Regions from separate parts of the Homo sapiens genome. Here region 2 is linked to region 1. A link is an interaction called in ENCODE POLR2A ChIA-PET data of the cell type or tissue named here. Cell type or tissue: OCI-LY7. All regions are shown on one strand. Links, peaks and the distances in the headings refer to the core of each region. The heading gives the core; the rest is flanking DNA. Region 1 overlaps TRAF3 (TNF receptor associated factor 3). Region 2 has its middle 23 kb from the start of LINC02323.

Region 1 (9,920 bases), core at 2,968-6,967:
GATGTTGGACAAAGGAAGGGGAGTCTGGATGGGTCCTTAAACGACCATTCTGTCCGCAGCGGGGTCATTCCTTGTCAGCCCAAGGGAGGGCCGGGGAGTACACTGATCCCAACAGCTGGGCTGACACCTCCTTTCTCCCCTGCACGGGGAGGATTGGCCTGAGGACCGTCACCCTGTGCACAGCCCCAGTAGGGTGGCAGTGCCACTGTCTCCTTGGGCCGTTGCAGGATTGGGCGGGTGCAGACTCCCCTTGCGGGCCCCTTGCTCAATCCCCGGCCCTCCCAGACTCCTCCCTCTACTGGGGGTAATTTGTGTGTCAGAAGGGCTCTGGCAGAGCTGTAAAATACTGTTTTTTAAAAATTTTAGTCCAGATCTTTACTTATTAGACTGCAGAAGGAGAGCTAGGGAGAGTGGGGGAAGCCCCCTTGCTTTTGTATCTGTGAGGTGAATGAGGGTCTGTCACCCAAATCTACTTCTCAGCCCATGACCATAGTTCTGTTTTCCGTTTGCAAATCTCAGTAGCTCTGTTTTCTCCAAAGTAGAATGTGCGCACCGGGGTCCTAGCCAGGCGAGGTCAGTGTCGGCAGGCTACCTGGTCATTATTGCTGCCTCGTCCAGGCTGATGCTGATGGTCACAGGCACGGTGGCATCAGGGAGCCGGGCCAGCAGGCGGCGTGAGGCGGGGCCAGCAGCTCACTGCAAGGGCATTTTCCACCTGATCCTGGTGTGCCCCACATGCGGTGGCAGGGCAGACGTGTGAAGCCTCGGCCGTCTCGGGGCTGGCAGGTGTGCGGGTGAGGAGGCCCCGGTGGCCAAGCAGAGCCTGCGTTTCATTTCTCCTGCTGCACTGTGTCTAGTCTGTCTTGTGAACTCTCACCGTGAAAAGAGGCTAGAAGTCCAGGATCGCTGTACCGCTCCTGTAATTAGGTGATGACTGGATTTGACAACTTAGTCCCCTCAGACAAGTAAGATACCCTCCAACAGCAAATTCAATGACTTAATTGGAAAACACACAAGCTGGCATGATGTCCGGTGATTTCTGTAAGAAATGCCTGTAGGAGAAGGTCTGTGAAGTGTGGAGGGCAGTGTCGACGCTGCACAGCATCTGCAGATTCGCAGCCTCTTCTCTGCCGGTGCCTCTGTTCGGTTCTGTTACCCAAAAACAAAGACCAAAGAAGGCCAATCTCTCATTTGACCCTGTCTTTTTAATCTGCCTGTTTTAAAAGTTGCGTCTGTAGTAGCCGCTTGCTGTGAAGACACATCTTGACAGTCCAAGTGATTTTGTGACCAGTGATTTGGGTCCTGTTTTCCGCTCTTCTAAGAAAAAACAAAAAGACCGTGAGTTATTGCCCAGCAATAATCATGTTGTTACTGTGAGTTAGCAACATGCCTGACTTCCTGATAGCATTACTGTTTTCTAGTTTTGTTTATTGTATATTATGTGTGGTTTTATTTGGTATTTATTTGTGTTTTGAGGTCTTGCAATGTTTTTGTGTTTCTGATGCTAATAACTAAAGTTTGTAAGACTGTAGAATGCAAAACTCGGAGATGCTAAACTGTCTTATTAGAGGAAAATAAATCTGATTATGGAGTCTCAGTCTCTGATCACACCGTCTCTTGCAGGCTGGGCCCCAGGTGAGTGGCTTCCCTCCTGCCGGACTCCCCGGGCTGTCCTCTCAGTGGCTGGGCCCAGTATGGCCGCCTGGCCAAGACCTGTGTGGCCAGAGGCCCGTGCTTGGTTTGCTGCCCTCTGTCACCGTCTTGAAATACTTTGCAATTCTCAGCGAGGGGCCTGCCGTCGCCTTTTCCACTTTGCTTACAGTTTTGCCTGCGGCCTTTAACCTGAAGGGAATCCCAGGGGCCAGGCTCGCAAATCTGTGTCTTGGTCCAGAGCAGATAAGGCGGAGCTCTGACCTCCTGCCCGGACACGTGCCCGCCATCTGGCATGGTGGAAAGGGCGTGCTGGACCCACAGGCCTGGGGTCAGTCTCAGCTCCACGACTTCGTGGGACTTTGGAATCTTCGAGCCTCAGTTTCCTCCTCTGTCCGTTGGAAGGACAGCACCTCCTTCCACGCCGAAACAAGGTGGTTAATGAGGAGTGACACCAGTGCTGATGTGCAGGCGGCTGCAGGGTCTGGGCAGTGTCCTTCTGGCAGCTGCTCGTGGCAGTTAAGGGCTCCTGGGCTGTCACCGCCACCATGGCCTGCCTTCCATTTCTCCAGGAAGTTGTTTGGGTCAGGCCTGGTAGCAGGAAGCCCTGCATCTCCCCCAAAATTATCAGATGGGGAGAACCGCTCAGCCCTCCCCCACTGTCCTGCCACTCCCAGGGTCCCCTGCAGCCACCACAGCGCCCTGCTCAGTCCCTCCCCATCCTTCAAGGCACTGCATGGGGCCACATCCAGAACAGATGCCATCGGTCCCCACGTGTGGCCCACTGAGCAGGGAGGAGTGGACCTAGGAGCAGCACCCCAGGGTCCTCCCTCAGGGTCTCAGGGCCTCTCCTGAGGGTCCCTTGCCAGCGCAGCACCAGCCCCGCCCTCTCTGCGGGCCCACACCACCCCTGCCGTGCCCTGGCTGGTGGCAGTAGTGGGGCGCTGGAATCCTGGGACTGGCAGCCTCCACCCCACACACGATGGGGAGCCTGTGGTACCTTGGCTCCCGGGAGCTGCCCCAGGACACAGCCTTGCTGGTCCTTCCGTCTGGGGGATCCCAAATCCTCACACCCCTGTGGTGGGGGCCTGCGCTCCATCCATCTCCCTGGGCGCTCAAGCCCAGGGTCCTGCCGCAGCCTTGAGGACACCGGGACACCTATGGAGACCAGGCAGTGTGCAGTTGTCACCGCTGACCGCAAGTGTGAGCTGGGCCGGGGGTGGGATGGCGAGGACAGCCAGCGCGATGTGCCGATGAATGGGGAATGTCAGCTGGAGGCTTGAGGGATTGCAGAAACTGGATTCCTTTTTTTTTTTTGGAGACGGAGTTTCACTTGTCACCCAGGCTGGAGTGCAGTGGCGCAATCTTGGCTCACCACAACCTCTGCCTCCTGGGTTCAAGCAACTCTCCTGCCTCAGCCTCCCAAGTAGCTGGGATTACAGGCATGCGCCACCACGCCTGGCCAATTTTTTGTACTTTTAGTAGAGACGGGGTTTCTACCTGTTGGTCAAACTCCCGAACACAGGTGATCCGCGTGCCTTGGCCTCCCTTTTTTTTTTTTTTTTGAGCTGGGGTCTCTCTCTGTCACCCAGGTTGGAGTGCAGTGGTGTGATCTCAGCTCACTGCAGCCTCAACCTCTCAGGCTCAAGTGATCCTCCCACCTCAGTCTCCTGAGTTGCTGGGACCACAGGCGCATGCCACCATGCCAGGCTAATTTTTGTATTTTTAATAGAGACGGTTTCGCCATGTTGCCCGGGGTGGTCCGGAACTCCTGAGCTCAAGTGATCCCCCCGCCTCGGTCTCCCAAAGTGCTGGGATTACAGGCGTGAGCCACCCCCGGCCTGGATTCTTGCACCCTCCTGGGAGTCCTACAGGAGAGGAGATGGGCGGCAAACCCCAAGACCTGCTGGACTGGCCTGGGCTGAGGGTGCTGGTGGGGACATCTGCAGAGCTGGCCTCAGATCATGCAGCAAGAAACGGCGGGGGGGAGGAAGGGGAGCTTCTGAGCTGCTCCCCCCAGGGCATTGGGCAGGGACTCCCTGCCCCCAGCCTGACGTCCAGACCTCAAGGGGGTTGGAGGGACTGAGTCCAGCCCTCAGGTGCACACCGGGCCATCACCTGGCTCCGTCCTGCTGTGGGGCAGCCCAGATCTTGCAGGGAATTGGGAACCAGGGGTGTCACAGTCTAGGCCTAGGGAAGGAGGAGGCCGTGGCCCTCGCCTGCCTCCCCTCAGCTCAGGGGGCTGCTCTGTTCTGGCCCAGATGAGTGATGCCGGAAGGGGAGCGGTGCAGAGCAGGGAGGCACACGCTCAGAGCCCTCCGTGGCCCTGACTCTGCACTGCAGCAGCCCCCACGCCCAAGAGTCAACCCAGCATCCAAACCAGGGAAGAGTCTGGACTGAAAGCGCAACCGTACTTGGTGAGAGGCCGGTAATCTCGAGTTCTGGTAAGGAAAGCAAGGCCTGGGGCGGAGGCTGGGGCTCGGCTGCTGGGCTGGATCAGGCGGCACACCCGGCTCACACTGCCCTGCAGTCCTGTGGGAGACAGCGGCACTCGGACCCGCTCACAAGCCCTGCAGGACACCAGTGGAACCACATGGGTGGAAGCCTAGAAATCAGATTCTGAATTGAAGTCCAGGGGGTTTTCTGTTTTCTGAAAATGAGTAGTTGCATAATCTAACCCTAAAATCAACCATTTCTTGTTAAAAGACCAGAAGAACCAAAGTGCTGTGCAGGGGAGGTGTCCGCGCCGCCTATGCTTTTTGTCTTAGTTTTTTAATTTTCAAGGTCATCCTTAAAGCCTCTGCCTTGACCCTGCAGCCACAGGTGACTTGGAGGCTGGAGGCCAGGCCTGGGGTCTGTGTCCTTCAAATAAATGCCTCAGTGCCGCTTGGGGGACTCGGTCCTGTGCCGGAGTTACTCGATTAGAAGTTAAAGGTGGAGGGGAAAGACACCTGTGGGGCCATCCCAACCCACTTCCTCCACTCAGACCACAGCTTTGAATGGGCTCAGTCCCCAGGGACCCCCAGGCCCCAGGGTCAGCCTCGCAGGGCAGAGCTCAGAACCCCCTGCCCAGACCCCAGGGAGCCAAAGGGGCCCAGATCTGGGCACAGGGCAGGAAGAGGGCTGGCACCTGCTGGGAGGGGTCTAGGAGCCAGGGGCACAGCTCACATGAGTGCATACCCAGCACCTCTGCTTCATGTCAAAGGGAGATGATGCTGGCGTCCACCCGAGAGGCCACATGGAAAGCACTCGACATGGACAGGACATCGCCCACAGGAAAAACCCCTGCAAGGGACCTTGGACCTTGGGGAAGGCGGCTGTGCCCTCCCGGGCTGGGCCTTGCACCCTGGCCTGCAGCCATTCGGCTCGGAGGACTCCCGGCACCCACAGGCACTTGGCTCCCGCCACTTCCCTGGCCCCTGTGGCACTTGGGGCTCCACAGCTCTCCGACTCCCTGCTGAGGGTTGAGCCGTTTGCAAGCATGTGTCCCCATGTGTGCTTGAGGGCCGGGGGCACCTGTGCATATGGTCAAGGGCCTTCTGTGCACACATGGCACCTGCAGTGTGGTCCCAGCCGTTCCTCAGCACCCGTGGGCCCAGCTCCATCTCGGGCGGCCTGCTTGGCGCAGCTCTCGCTGGTCACCTCGTGCCGGGTGACTGCTCTCCATCAGCTGTGCCCGGGCTCCACATACATAGCCCGGGTCACATCCACTCACGTCCTGGTCCAGCCAGCCTTGCGGGGACTCTGCCCAAGGAGGGACAGTAAGGGTTTTTGAGTACCAAGTCAGTGACCCTGACTGCCAGCAGCGGCTCCTCTTGACCCGGAGGCCGGTGAACACCTGACAACATTTCCCTCCATACAGCGCAGGGGCAGGGGCAGATTAACCCTCCGTGCGGAAGGAGGAGTGGAGGTGGAGGCGGGACAGTGGCTGGCCCCTGGTCCAAGTCTTGCAGAGCCCTCCCCATCTGGGGTGGGGTTGAAGCAAGTCACTCAGGGGCAGCTTCCTAGCTGGTGCTCCCGAGACCCTCAGCTCCCCAACACCCTGATGTCCTCCTCCTTCCTCCCATTGTCCATGGATGGAGAAGGGACCAACGGTTCCTCCGGGGCTGAGCTCTCGTCTCCTGGTGCTCCTGCTTCCCTACCCCCCAACCCCCAGGCCAGGGCTGCAGCCTGAAGGGGCACTGGGTCCCTGCGCCCTGTGAGATGGGCGCTGCCACCCTTGCTCTGCAGGTGACGAATGGAGGCGAAGTGAATTGCAGTGTCATATGGCATTTGAGTCCTAGACAGCGCCCAGGACTGGTCCGACCACCGCTAGATGCCACCAGGGGGGCTCTGCCTGTCCCCCACCCCAGCAGACAGCAGGCCCAGCCCCATCCAAGCTAGGTGGAGACCCCTGGTCCATACCCTCCTGGGCTTCCCTCTGAGTTGTATCCAACCCACCCAGCAACAGCTGCTCTCAGCAAGCCTCCTGGCCTCACCTGCACTCTCTTCCCTCCTCTCCTGCCTCTTGCCTTCCTTTTTTTGTGAGACAGATCTTGCTCTCTCGCCCAGGCTGGAGTGCTGTGGCGCAAGCTCAGCTCCCTGCAACCTCTGCCTCCTGGGTTCCAACAAATCTCCTGCCTCAGCCTCCCAAGTAGCTGGGATTACAGGCACCCATCACCACGCCCAGCTAATTTTTATATTTTTAGTAGAGATGGGGTTTCACCATGTTGGCCACGCTGATCTCGAACTCCTGACCTCAGGTGATCTGCCTGCCTTGGCCTCCCAAAGTGCTGGGATTACAGGTGTGAGCCACTGTGCCCAGCCACCTTCCTTTAAAAACAAAAACAAAAAACCCCAAAAACCTGAGGTCTTGCTCTGAGGCCCAGGCTGGGGTAATCGCAGTTCACTGCAGCTTCAACCTCCTGGGCTCAAGCAATTCTTCCTCAGCCTCTGCGGCGCCGGGACCACAGGCATGAGCCACTGCACCGGGTGTTCTTGGCTCCCTCGAAGCATCCCTCATGTTCCCGTCTCAAGGCCTTGGCGGGCTCTTTCCCTGTCTTGCTGATGTCCCAGGCCCACCCCACCTTTTCCCTGGCCCTGCCATGTGCAGGAGGCAGGGCTGTCACTCTTGCTGCCTCCACACCTCAGGGGAGGCTGTGAGCCAGCGTGGCCAGTCAGAGCACAGCAACCTCAGGCTACAGGAACTGGTGCAGAGTTGGAGACAGGAACCAATCAGAGACCTCACTGAGACCCTCCTGCCATGGCCTGGTCAAGGAGGTGGTGAGTCTCACTCTCCCAAGACACCTTCCCTGCCACGTGGAGAAGGCCGTGCACACGGAAACCAACACAGGAGGGCCGCCAGCCATAGCGGAGACAGACACAGGGACCAAGAGACTGAGACAGCCTCTAGATGCTGAAGCCTGCGCTGAAGCAGTTGGGCCGTGAGAGGTTCTTCTTACTGGAGGAAACTCCGGGGCTTTGCATTTCTCCACGTCCCTGCTGAGGTTCTGAGCCATTTGCAAGTTTGTGCCCTCATGTGTGCCTGAGGGCCGGGGGCACCTGTGCATATGCTCAAGGGCTTTCTGTGCACACATGGCACCTGCAGTGCGGTCGCAGCCATTCCTCAGCTCACATCTTTGCATGTGAGTGGTTCTGGTACCGCTTGTCTGCCCAGCGCCCTGGTGCCTATCTGCTGCCTCATGTGAGCTCGCTGGGCCACCCTCTGACTGCTGGACCCACCTCCAGAGGCCACTCAGGGCAAGAGAGATGGATCCCAATACCCCACCCAGCCAGCCCCAGCCCCCTATGGTCTGCCACCTTCAATTCAACCTCCTCACTGTGGCTGCAGCTGTGATCTCATCCTTCCTGTCTCATTTTAATGCCACCTTTTTCAGGAAGCCTCCCCTGACCAGGAAGCCAAGTGGCCTCACTACCCTCTCCACACAGCACAATCTAGGAATGGCCTGCCCAGGTGGAGCAGCAGTAGTCAAAGAGGCTCCATTGCTGCCCCAAGTCCTGGCCGTCCAGCACTCTGGACTCCCCTGAGGCCCCACCATCAGGAGAGGGAGCCCCAGCCTCTGGGCCCTTTCAGTCCTGGCTGTGGCCCTGAGCACCAGGGGTGAAGTTTGCTGAGCCTCACCTGGCCCTCTGCATTTATGGTGGCGGTGGGGATGGGGGGCAGAGCCAGACACTCAGGGGTGAAGCCCAACGCAGCCCTGTCAGTCAAACTGCCTCCTTCCCACTGAGAAGCAAGACAAGGGGCAAAACAGTTGTGACCCCCAAGTATCCTGTTTGTTCCTGGTTGAGGACATGTGAGTCCAGCAAGGGGCAGCCAAACTCCAGGACCGTGAGGACCCACCCTCCCCGTCCTAGGCTGGGCCAGCACCACAGAGCCACTGAGCGCAGGGACCTCTGCTCAAGGCGATCCCTCCAAGGTAAGGGGCAATGCTGGTGGCATCAGAGATGTCGAGGCAAGGCGCCCACCCGGGACACAAAAAGAGGCAGAGCTCCCCCCAGTGGCGGCTCCTTCCTCCCCGGATGCAGCATATCACTCATGAAAGAAGCAAATACCAGGCCAAGCAAAGGGGTGCTCATGGCAGAGTCTGCAGATGAGGGGTGGGGGTGCAGGAAACAGCAGGATGGCCTGGAGGGTGGAAGGCCCTGGAAGTCTCCAAGACTGAGTAGTTTCCCTTTCACCTTCAGTCCTCTGCCTACATACCCACCTCCACCATCCTTCCTGCACCCTTCCCTAGTCACTCATCCACCATCCTGCCATTGGAACCCAGTGTAACCATCCACCATTCTCCCCCTTCCATCAGCTACAACCAGTGTCTCCCCAATCCACAAGGCACACCATCCATCTCTCCACCAGTAATCCCCTAATGACCAATTCACCACCCTCCCAGAAACTCATCTCCCCATCATCAAATCATCCAAACATCATGCACAATCCATTTGCTGTTCATCTTTCTACCTCTCTGCTTCCCAACACCCACAAATCCATCCTCCATTCACTCACCACCCAGCCATTCCAACGTGCATGATGCAGATCCAAGCATGCACTGCAGACCCATTCCCCCAACCCCCATCAATCATCCATCCATCACCTAGCGCACATTCATTCACAATTTATCCACCATGCTCTGTCCACCCACCCATTGATTTATATCCAGTAACTCCTGTACTCTTATCCATCTACCTACTGTCTCTCTACTTACTACTATCCATTCACACATCATCTAAAATTCATTCACCATTATTCATCCACCATCAATCCATCCCTCCACCATTTGGTCTTGTCCACCATCCATCTACATCCAAAATCCACAACTTTTTCTCACCCACCGTGCATTGCAACAACTATCCATACATACACATCTGTTCAACAGCTACGATTTCTCTTTCACCCATCAACCATCCACTATGCAACCATGATTCATTTTGCCACCGTCCGCCCTTTCCCTCGTTCTCCTTTATTCAACTACCATCTACCATCCATCAACCATCCTTCCATAATCACTCTTCTATCCATCCATCCACCAATAACATTCACCATCTGTGAGCTGCCATCCATACACTTACCCATTCACCATCCACAATCAACTATCTACTCTTTTTTTTTTTTTTTTTTTTTTTTTTTTTAATAGAGTCTCACTCTGTCGCCCAGGCTGGAGTGGAGTGGCACAATCTCGGCTCACTGCAACCTCTGCCTCCCAGGTTGAAGCAATTCGGCCCCAGCCTCCCAAGTAGTTGGGATTACAAATGTGCACCATCACATTTGGCTCATTTTTGTATTTTTAGTAGAGACAAGGTTTCACCATGTTGTCCATGCTGGTCTTGAACTCCTGACCTCAAGTGATACTCCATCCTCAGCCTCCCAAAATGCTGGGGTTACAGGCGTGAGCCACCGCGCCCAGCCAACTATCTGCTTTCATCTACCATCCGTCATCTGTCTGTTGATCAACTGTCCTTCTACAAAATACTATATCAACCCACCACCCATCATCCACCATTCATAACGCACCACCCATCTATCCCCATTCACCATCCACCATCACCTTCCATCTACCTACCATCCACCATCCACCATTCATAACACACCACCCATCATCCCCATTCACCATCCACCATCACCTTCCATCCATCTACCATCCATCATCCACCACCCATCTATCCCCATTCACCATCCACCATCACCTTCCATCCATCCACCATCCATCATCCACCATCCATCTATCCCCATTCACCATCCACCATCACCTTCCATCCATCCACCATCCATCATCCAA
Region 2 (9,920 bases), core at 3,039-7,038, 350 kb before region 1:
TACAACTGAGGAACCTACAGGGCCACATCATCACCGGAAGTCCAGGGTTTCCATGAGGGTTCCCTCTTCCTGCCGGATGCTTCACGCGTTCGGGCGAATGTATAATGACTTGTCTCCACCATTAGGGTTTTATGCAGAATAGTTTTTGTTTTGTTTTGTTTTGTTTTTGAGACGGAGTCTCGCTCTGTCGCCCAGGCTGGAGTGCAGTGGCACAATCATGGCTCACTGCAACCTCCGCCTCCTGGGTTCAAGCGATCCTCCTGCCTCAGCCTCCTGAGTAGCTGGGACTACAGGGGTGCGCCCCCACATCTGGCTAATTTTTGTATTTTTAGCAGAGATGGGGTTTCGCCATGTTGGCCAGGCTGGTCTCAAACTCCTGAGCTCAAGTGATCCACCCGCCTCGGCCTCCCAAAGTGCTGGGATTACAGGCATAAGCCACCGCACCTGGCCTAGAGTTATTTCTCTATTTGACTACTAAAGGACATCTTGGTTGCTTCCAGGTTTTGGCAGTTATGAATAGACGTGCTTTGGTTGTGTGAACATAAATATTTCACTCCTTTGGGTGAATACCAAGGAGCACCGTTGCTAGACTACATGGTAAGAGTATGTTTAGTTTTTTGTTTGTTTGTTTGTTTGTTTATTTTGAGACGGAGTCTTGCTCTGTCACCCTGGCTGGAGGGCGGTGGTGTGATCTTGGCTCCCTGCAACCTCCGCCTCCCAGGTTCAAGCAATTCTCCTGCCTCAGCCTCATGAGTAGCTGGGATTACAGGTGCCGGCCACTAGACCTGGCTAATTTTTGTATTTTTAGTAGAGACACGGTTTCACCATGTTGGTCAGGCTGGTCTCAAACTCCTGAGCTCGTGATCTGCCTGCCTTGGCCTCCCAAAGTGCTGGGATTACAGGCGTGAGCCACCGTGCCCAGTGAGAGTATGTTTAGTTCTGTAAGAAACTGCCAAACTGTCTTCAAGAGTGGCTGGACCATTTTGCATTCCCACCAGCAGGGAATGAGAGTTCCTGTTGCTCCACTTCCTTGTCAGCATTTGGTGTTGTCAATGTTCTGAATTTTGGCCACTCTAATAGGTGTGTGGTGTTACAGTTGTTTTAATTTGCATTTCCCTGATGACATATAATGTGGAACGTCTTTTTGTTTGCTTGTATGCCCACCTGTGTATCTTTTCTTGAGAAATCTGTTAAGGTTTTTGGTCCATTTCTCAATCAAGTTATTTGTTTTCTTTTTTTCTTTTTTCAAGATGGAGTCTCACTTTATCTCACCCAGGCTGGAGTGCACTGGTATCATCTTGGCTCACTGCAGCCTCTGCCTCCCAGGTTCAAGCGATTTTCCTCTCAGCCTCCCAAATAGCTGAGACTACAGGCATGTGCTACCACGCACAGCTAATTTTGTATTTTTAGTAGAGAGAGTTTCACCATGTTGACCAGGATGGTCTGGATCTCCTGACCTTGTAATCCGCTTGCCTTGGCCTCCCAAAGTGCTGGGATTACACACATGAGCCACCGCACCCCGCCTATGTTGTTGTTTATTATTTTACTTTATTTCTTATAGAGATAGGGTCTTGCCTCATTGCCCAGGCCAGTCTCAAACTCCTGGCCTCAAGTGATCCTCCCCTCTCAGCCTCCCAAAGTGTTGAGATTACAGGCATGAGCCACCATGTCTGGGTGTGTTTTTATTTTCATTTGTCTCTAAACATTTTCTAATGTCCCTTGTTATTTCTTCTTTGATGTATGTTGTTTAATTTCCAGAGTTTTGTAAGTTTTCCAGTTTTCCTTCTGATAATGATTTCCTTCCTTCCTTCCTTCCTTCCATCCTTTTTTTAACAGTCTTGCTCTTTCGCCCAGGCTGGAATGCAGTGGTGTGATCTCAGCTCACTGCAACTTCTGCCTCCCAGGCTCAAGCAATTCTCCTGCTTCAGCCTCCCAAGTAGCTGGGACCACAGGTGCGTGCCACCATGCCTGGCTAATTTTTTTTTTTTTTTTTGAGATGGAGTCTCGCTCTGTTGCCCAGGCTGGAGTGGAGTGGCACAATCTCAGCTCACTGCAACTTCTGCCTCCCGGGTTCAAGTGATTCTCCTGCCTCAGACTCCCAAGTAGCTGGGATTACAGGTGCCCACCACCACACCCAGCTAATGTTTTGTGCTTTTAGTAGAGATGGGGTTTTACCATGTTGGCCAGGCTCGTCTCCAACTCCTGACCTCGTGATCTGCCCACCTCGGCCTCCCAAAGGGCTGGGATTACAGGCGTGAGCCTAATTTTTGTATTTTTATTAGAGATGGGGTTTGCCATGTTGGCCGGGCTCAAACTCCTAGCCCCAGATGATTGGGCACAGTGGCTCACACCTGTAATCCCAGCACTTTGGGAGGCCGAGGTGGGTGGATCTCCTGAGGTCAGGAGTTTGAGATCAGTCTAGCCAACATGGCAAAACCCCATCTCTACTAAAAATAGGAAAGTTAGCCAAGCTTGGTGGTGGGTGCCTGTAATCCCAGCTACTTGGTAGGCTGAGGCAGGAGAATAGCTTGAACACGGGGGAGGGCGGAGGTTGCAGTGAGCCGAGATTGCACCACTTCACTCCAGCCTGGGCAAAAGAGCAAGCCTCCGTCTCAAAAAAAAAAAAAAAGATAGTGAGTGAGTTCTAATGAGAGGTGACGGTTTCACAAGGGGCTCTTCCCCCTTTGCTCCTCACTCCTCTCTCTCTTGCCGCCATGTGAGAAGGTCCAAGCTTCCTTCCCCTTTGCCTTCCACTATGACTGTAAGTTTCCTGTGGCTTCCCAGCCAGGCGGAACTGTGAATCAATTACACTTCTTTCCTTTATAAATTACCCAGTCTCAGGTATTTCTTTATAGCAGTGAGAATGGACTAATACACCCGTCATCCATCTCTGGTCCCATCTGGCCTTCAGACAATTGGATGGTGCCCTCTCCCGACCCTGTATCGAAGGTAGATAGATCTTCCCCACTCAGTCCACTGACTCACTACCAACCTCCTCTAGTTTCTGGGGAAATACTATCACAGACAGACCCAGAAATGATACTTTATCAGCTATTTAGAAATCCCTTAATCCAGTCAAATTGACACCTAAAAATAGTCATCACAGTCCATAAATGTATAGAATTGTTATATTTTCTTGCGGTGTTAAACCTTTTGTTACTATATAATGTCCTATGTCTCTTGTGACTTTTTAAAAATTTTTTGTTTTGTTTTGTTTTTGAGATACAGTTTCCCGCTCTGTTGCCTACGCTGGAGTGCAGAGGTGTGACCACAGCTCACTGTAGCCTTGACCTCCCAGGCTCAAATGATCATCCACCTAGGCCCCTCAAGTAGGTGGGGCCTGTGCCACCAAGCCTGGCTAATTTTTTTTTTGAGATGGAGTCTCACCCTGTTGCCCAGGCTGGAGTGCAGTGTTGAGATCTCAGCTCACTGCAAACTCCGCCTCCCAGGTTCAAGCGATTCTCCTGCCGCAGCCTCTTGAGTAGCTGGGATTATAGGCGCCCATCACCACGCCCAGCTAATTTTTATATTTGTAATAGAGACGGGGTTTCACCATGTTAACCAGGCTGGTCTCAAATTCCTGGCCTCAAGTGATCCACCCGCCTTGGCCTCCCAAAGTTCTGGGATTACAGGCATGAGCCACTATGCCCAGCCCCACTGTCCTTTCTTCAAGTTCACTGATTCTTCTGCCTCCTCGAATCTACCTTCGAATCCTTTTAGCGAAATTTTCTTTTTTTGTTGTTTTTTTTCTTTTCTTTTTTGAGACAGAGTCTCGCTCTGTTGCCCAGGCTGGAGTGCAGTGGGTGATCTCGGCTCACTGCAAGCTCCACCTCCAGGGTTCATGCCATTCTCCTGTCTCAGCCTCCCAAGTAGCTGGGACTACAGGCGCCTGCCACCACGCCAGGCTAATTTTCTTTTTTTTTGTATTTTTAATAGAGACAGGGTTTCACTGTGTTAGCCAAGATGGTCTCAATTTCCTGACCTCGTGATCCGCCTGCCTCGGCCTCCCAAAGTGCTGGGATTACAGGCGTGAGCCACTGTGCCCAGCCTGTTTGTTTTTTTTTTTTCTTATGAGACAGGGTTCCCTCTGTCACCCAGGCTAGGGTGCAGTGACGTGATCATAGCTCACTGCTGCCTCAAATTCCTGGACTCCAGTGATTTTCCTACCTCAGCCTTCTGAGAAGCTGGGATTACAGCTGTGTACCACCATGTACAGCTAATTTGTAAATTTATTTATTTTTTTCTTTTTTGGGACAGGGTTTGGTGGGTTTGGCTCTATTGCCCAGGCTGGAGTGCAGTGGCGCAATCTCAGCTCACTGCAACCCCTGTTTTCTGGGCTCAAGCCACCATCTCACCTCAGTCTCTCAAGTAGCTCGAACTCCTGACCTCGTGATCTGCCTGCCTCGGCCTCCCAAAGTGCTGGGATTACAGGCATGAGCCACTTCGCCCGGCCGATTCTTGTCTTTCTCCATGGTTTTTTGTTTTTGTTTTTGTTTTTTTGTTTTTTGTTTTTTTGAGATGGAGTTTCACTCTTGTTGCCCAGGCTGGAGTGCAGTGGCATGATCTCAGCTCACCACAGCCTCCGCCTCCCGGGTTCAAGCCATTCTCCTGCCTCAGCCTCCCAAGTAGCTGGGATTACAGGCATGCGCCACCACATCTGGCTAATTTTGTATTTTTAGTAGAGATGGGGTTTCTCCACGTTGGCCAGGCTGGTCTCAAACTCCCGACCTCAGGTGATCCTGCAGATCCGCCCACCTCAGCCTCCCACAGTGCTGAGATTACAGGCGTGAGCCACCCGACGGGCTCCATGGAGTTTTTTGTTATTGTTTTTGTTTGTTTGCATTTGTGTTTATTGTTTTTGTAAGCTGTCTCTGTGCCAAAGATCAGCCTGAAATACCATCTTAATGAACCCTCTAGCTTTTCTGAGTCTGTGCCTTTCTCTGGCCATGCACTGCGCAGTCACTTTCTAATTTTCCTTGTATGTGCAGTTTTTTTTTGAGTTTCTAATCTTTTTTTTTTGTTGTTTTGGAGACAAGGTCTCGCTTTGTGTCCCAGGCTGGAGTGCAGTGGCGCAATCTCGGTTCACTGCAACCTCCACCTCCCAGGTTGCAGCAATTCTCCTGCCTCACCCTCTCTAGTAACTGGGATTACAGGCGCCTACCACCACTCCTGGCTAATTTTTGTATTTTTAGTAGAGACGGGGGTTTCACCATGTTAGCCAGGAGGCTGTTGAACTCCTGGTCTCAGGTGATCCATCTCCCTTGGCCTCCCAAAGTGCTGGTATTATAGGTGTGAGTCATAGTGCCTGGCCGAATGTTCTGATCTTTAATGTCTGGCTCCCAAAAAGGAAAAAAAAGTAGTGGGGGCAGGGCACTGGCCCTTTAAATCACCTGGTGGTGGCTTGAGTTGGAAGGGGAGGAGCCTACCCCAGTTGGGGAGGAGCACAACCTCCGTGGCTTCTTGCCTCTTCCTCTGCACCTCCAGGATCTGAAGCAGTGTTTCCGGAAAGTCTCTCAAACCCTGTTTGTCCTCTCCTCTCATACCACCACCACAATCATCAACACAGAAGAAAGCTTCTGTGGCCAAATTTGTGGAGTTTTCCCCATACACCAAGCAGAAGAGCCAGTTGAGCGTCCCCTAGTCCAGTTCTGAGGCTAACTGGAGATAGCATCAGATCCCATGGAGTGAGGGCGCACTCCCCAAGCCTCCCCCGTCACAGCCCCACACACCAGTCCCACGTTGGGGCCCCTGGAACTTGTGACCTACAAGCTTCAAGTTGGGGTTCCCACATCCCCCTCTTTGGGTTCTGTTAATTTACTGGGGCAGCTCACAGAACACGAAGACACACTTCCTTACATTTACTGGTTCATTGTAATGGATACAGATGGAGACATCTGTGGTGTTATATATATATTTTGGGTTTCATCCTTGGTTCCTGGCTCTTAGTTCCCATAGCCCTTGTTACAGTCTTTGGATAGAATGTTGGGTGTGGCCAGGCGCAGTGGCTCATGCCTGTAATTCCAGCACTTTGGGAAGCCTAGGCTGGTGGATTGCTTGACCTCAGGAGTTCGAGACAGCCTGGGCAACTTGGAAAAACACGGTCTCTACAAAAAATACAAAAACTGGCACGGCGTGGTGGTGCACTCCTCTAATCCCAGCTACTCGGGAGGCCGAGGCTGGAGGATCACTTGAGTCTGGGAGGTGGAGGCTTCAGTGAGCTGAGATCGAGCCACTACACTCCAGCCCGGGCGATACAGCCAGACCCTGTCTCAAAAATAAAAGAATGGGCCAGGCGTGGTGGCTCATGCCTGTAATCCCAGCACTTTGGGAGGCCGAGGCAGGCGGATCATTATCTAAGGTCAGGAGTTCAAGAGCAGCCTGGCCAACACGGTGAAACCCCATCTCTACTAAAAACACAAAATTAGTCAGGCATGGTGGCGTGTGCCTGTACTCCCAGCTACTGGGGAGGCTGAGGCAGAAGAATCACTTGAACCCAGGAGGCAGAGGTTGCAGTGAGCCGAGATCGGGCCATGCCATTGGACTCCAGCCTGGGCAGCAGAGTGAGACTCTGTCTCAAAAAAAAAAAAAAAAGACTGTTGAGTGTGTTAGGTCTCAGAGTCAAGCCTCATACATATTACAAAGGAGGATACAGATAAAGAGAGCTATAGCTATAGAACTATAAATACAGCTATAGGGAACACGTATGGCACTTCCATGCCCTACCCCAGGGGTTGAAGTTCTGTGAATCTTGTCCTTAGGGTTTTTTTAATTTTAATTTTTATTTTTTTTTGAGACGGAGTCTCACTCTGTCGCCCAGGCTGGAGTGCAATGGTGCGATCTTGGCTCACTGCAACCTCTGCCTCCCTGTTTCAAGCGATTCTCCTGCCTCAGCCTCCTGAGTAGCTGGCACTATAGGCGCACACCACTATGCCCAGCTAATTTTTTTTGTATTTTTAGTAGAGACGGGGTTTCACCATGTTGGCCAGGCTGGTCTCGAACTCCTGACCTGGTGATCCGCCCACCTCTGCCTCCCAAAGTGCTGGGATTACAGGCATGAGCCACCGCGCCTGGCCGTTTGTTTTTGAGACACGGTCTGGCTCTGTCACCCATAGTGGATAACAGTGGCCCGATCTCGGCTTACTGCAACCTCAGCCTCCCAGGCTCAAGCGATTCTCCTGCCTCAGCCACCTGAGTAGCTGGGATTATAGGTGCACACCACCACGCCCCTCTTATTTTTTTTTTTTTTTTTGAGACGGAGTCTCGCTCTGTCACCCAGGCTGGAGCGCAATGGCGCGATCTCGGCTCACTGCAACCTCCACCTCCTGGGTTCAAGAGATTCTCCGGCCTCAGCCTCCCGAGTAGCTGGGACTACAGGTGTGCACCACCATGCCCAGCTAATTTTTGTATTTTTAGTAGAGACGGGGTTTCACCATTTTGGCCAGGATGGTTTCGATCTCTTGACCTCGTGACGTGCCCACCTTGGCCTCCCAAAGTGCTGGGATTACAAGCGTGAGCCATCATGCCCCGCCTTATTTTTGTATTTTTAGTAGAGACAAGGTTTTGGTATGTTAGCCAGGCTCCTGGCCTCAAGTGATCTGCCCCACCTGGCCTCCCAAAGTGTTAGCATATGGAAGCTTCAGAGTTCAGCATTCCTTCCCCCAGGGTATAGGGCCTCTCTGGGGAGGGTCCAAAGCCTCACAATGAGAAAGGTGGGGAGGATTAAAGTCCTGCCTTGGGGCAGATGAAAGGAGGGAAGGAGAAGGTCAGAGGTCTGTCCTTGAGGCTGAACACTCCCAGCGTTGTATGAAAAGACTGGACTTTGCAGTGTCTCATGCTTGTAACCCTAGCACTGAGGGAGAATCCCTCAGCCCAGCAGTTCGAGACCAGCCTAGGCAAGATAGGGAGATCTCATCTCAAATTTAAAATAAATAAATAAATAAATAAATAAATAAATAAATAAATAAAAGGCCAGTCTCAGTAGCTCACGGCCTGTAATCCCAACGCTTTGAGACAACGAGTCAGGTGGATCACTTGAATCCCGGAATCCCGGAATTCAAGACCAGCCTGGGCAATAAAGTGAGACCCTGTAGCTACAAAAAATACAAACAGTAGCCAGGTGTGGTGGCATGTACCTGTAGTTTCAGCTACTCAGGAGGCTGAGGTGGGAGGATCAATCGCTTGAGCCTGGGAGGCAGAGATTGCAGTGACCCATTCTGCGACTGCACTCCAGCCTGTTGGACAGAGCCAGACTCTGTCTCAAAAAAATTTGAAAAGAGACTATAACAAGGTCTTTAGGAGTTATCAACCAGGATCTGTGCACAAATATATATCCTAACCCCACAGGCAGCAGTCAGTTATCACAGCACAGATGCCTGTTATCTGGAGGACAGGCTGCATTTGCCCACTCTGGCTCCTGCAAGCTGTGTGCAAGCCGGTCCAGGACCACCTGCATCTACTGCCTGCTTTGCAGGCTGGGCTGGGAAATGGGTAGCTGCCAAACTGCTAAGAGCTGAAATTGAGCAAAATTAACTGCACTTTACCATCCAAGCCTTCCCCTGGAAGTTACAAGCCTTCAGTAGACTCCAGAGTTTCAAAATAGTCACATCAGGCAGATTCTGCCAGTGTAATTGTTTAGGCAGGAAGACCATTTCCTGATGTTTCCTTCTCTGCCATCTTGATATTATCTTTTGCAGAGCAGTTTTTATTGATTGATTGATTGATTTGCGGGGGTTATTTTTAATGGAGGCCAGCTTAGCAATTATATTTTTTAGCATAATGTTTTCAAGATTTATCCATATTGCCCTTCATTACTTTTCATAGCTGAATAGTGTTCCAATTGTATCCATATACCACATTTTGTTTAATCATTCATCAGCTGATGGATCATAAGTTGTTTCTACTTTTTGGCTGTTATGAATGCAGCTATGAACATTTGTGTATATATTTTTGTGTGAATTGTGGGCATGTGTTTTCTTGTTTTATTTATTTATTTATTTATTTATTTATTTATTTATTTTTGAGACGGGGTCTCACTCTGCCGCCCAGGCTGGAGTACAGTGGCGTCATCTCAGCTCACTGCAACCTCCACCTCCCGGGTTCAAGTGATTCCCCCTCCTCAGCCTCCCGAGTAGCTGGGCGGGCGCGTGCCACCATGCCCGGCTAATGTTTTTTGTATTTTTTTTTTTGAGAGAGTTTCGCTTTTGCTCCTAGGTTACAGTGCAGTGGCGTGATCTCAGCTCGCTGCAACCTCTACCTTCTGGTTTCAAGTGATTCTCCTGCCTCAGCCTCCTGAGTAGCTGGGATTATAGGCACCCACCACCATGCCCAGATAATTTTTGTATTTTTTAGTAGAGACGGGGTTTCACCGCATTGGCCAGGCTGGTCTCGAACTCCTGACCTCGTGATCTGCCCGCCTCAGCCTCCCAAAGTGCTGGGATTACAGGCGTGAGCCACTGTGCTCGGCCTTGTTTTTTGTATTTTTAGTAGAGACGGGGCTTCACCATGTTAGCCAGGATGGTCTCGATCTCCTGACCTTGTGATCCACCCCTCGGTCTCCCAAAGTGCTGGGATTACAGGCGTGAGCCACTGTGCCTGGCCAGTTTGTTTTTGTCTGTTTGTTTTGAGACAAGGTCTCACTGTTACCGAGGCTGGAGTGCAGTGGTGTGATCATGGCAAGCTACAGCCTCAGCTTCCTTGATTCAGACAATCCTCCCACCTCAGCCTCCTGCTGGTCTGGAACTCCTGGGCTCAAGTGATCTCACCTCAACCTCCCAAAGTGCTAGGATTACAGGAGAGGAGTGAACCACTGTGCCCAGACTTTTTTTTTTTTTTTTTTTTTGAGACACAGTCTCACTCTGTCACCCAGGCTGTAGTGCGGGGACACGGTCACAGCTCACTGCAGCCCTGCCTCCCAGGCTCAA

What was found. Peaks named below come from ENCODE experiments on the same cell type or tissue, not always from the same donor. Only the 100,000 strongest peaks of a DNase experiment are listed, where the experiment ranks them.
Region 2: POLR2A ChIA-PET joins it to region 1 with 6 read pairs; 2 of 35 experiments call an interaction of 5 or more read pairs at or near these places.

Annotation. Positions count from the first base shown.
Region 1 is chr14:102,909,904-102,919,823 of GRCh38, forward strand. TRAF3 (TNF receptor associated factor 3) reads left to right here. Exons shown (of 12, transcript NM_145725.3): 12 at 1-1,597. Among named protein-coding and RNA genes, the nearest start is that of AMN, 7.8 kb to the right of the region's middle. RefSeq lists enhancers at 3,189-3,778, 3,779-4,368, 4,712-5,212, 6,807-6,946 and a silencer at 4,820-4,869. In OCI-LY7, for the core only: no CTCF peak of the experiment used is centred there; a DNase peak (open chromatin) is centred at 4,658.
Region 2 is chr14:102,562,850-102,572,769 of GRCh38, forward strand. No RefSeq gene overlaps it. Among named protein-coding and RNA genes, the nearest start is that of LINC02323, 23 kb to the left of the region's middle. RefSeq lists an enhancer at 7,137-7,706. In OCI-LY7, for the core only: no CTCF peak of the experiment used is centred there; a DNase peak (open chromatin) is centred at 5,452; H3K4me3 peaks cover 765 bases; H3K27ac peaks cover 633 bases.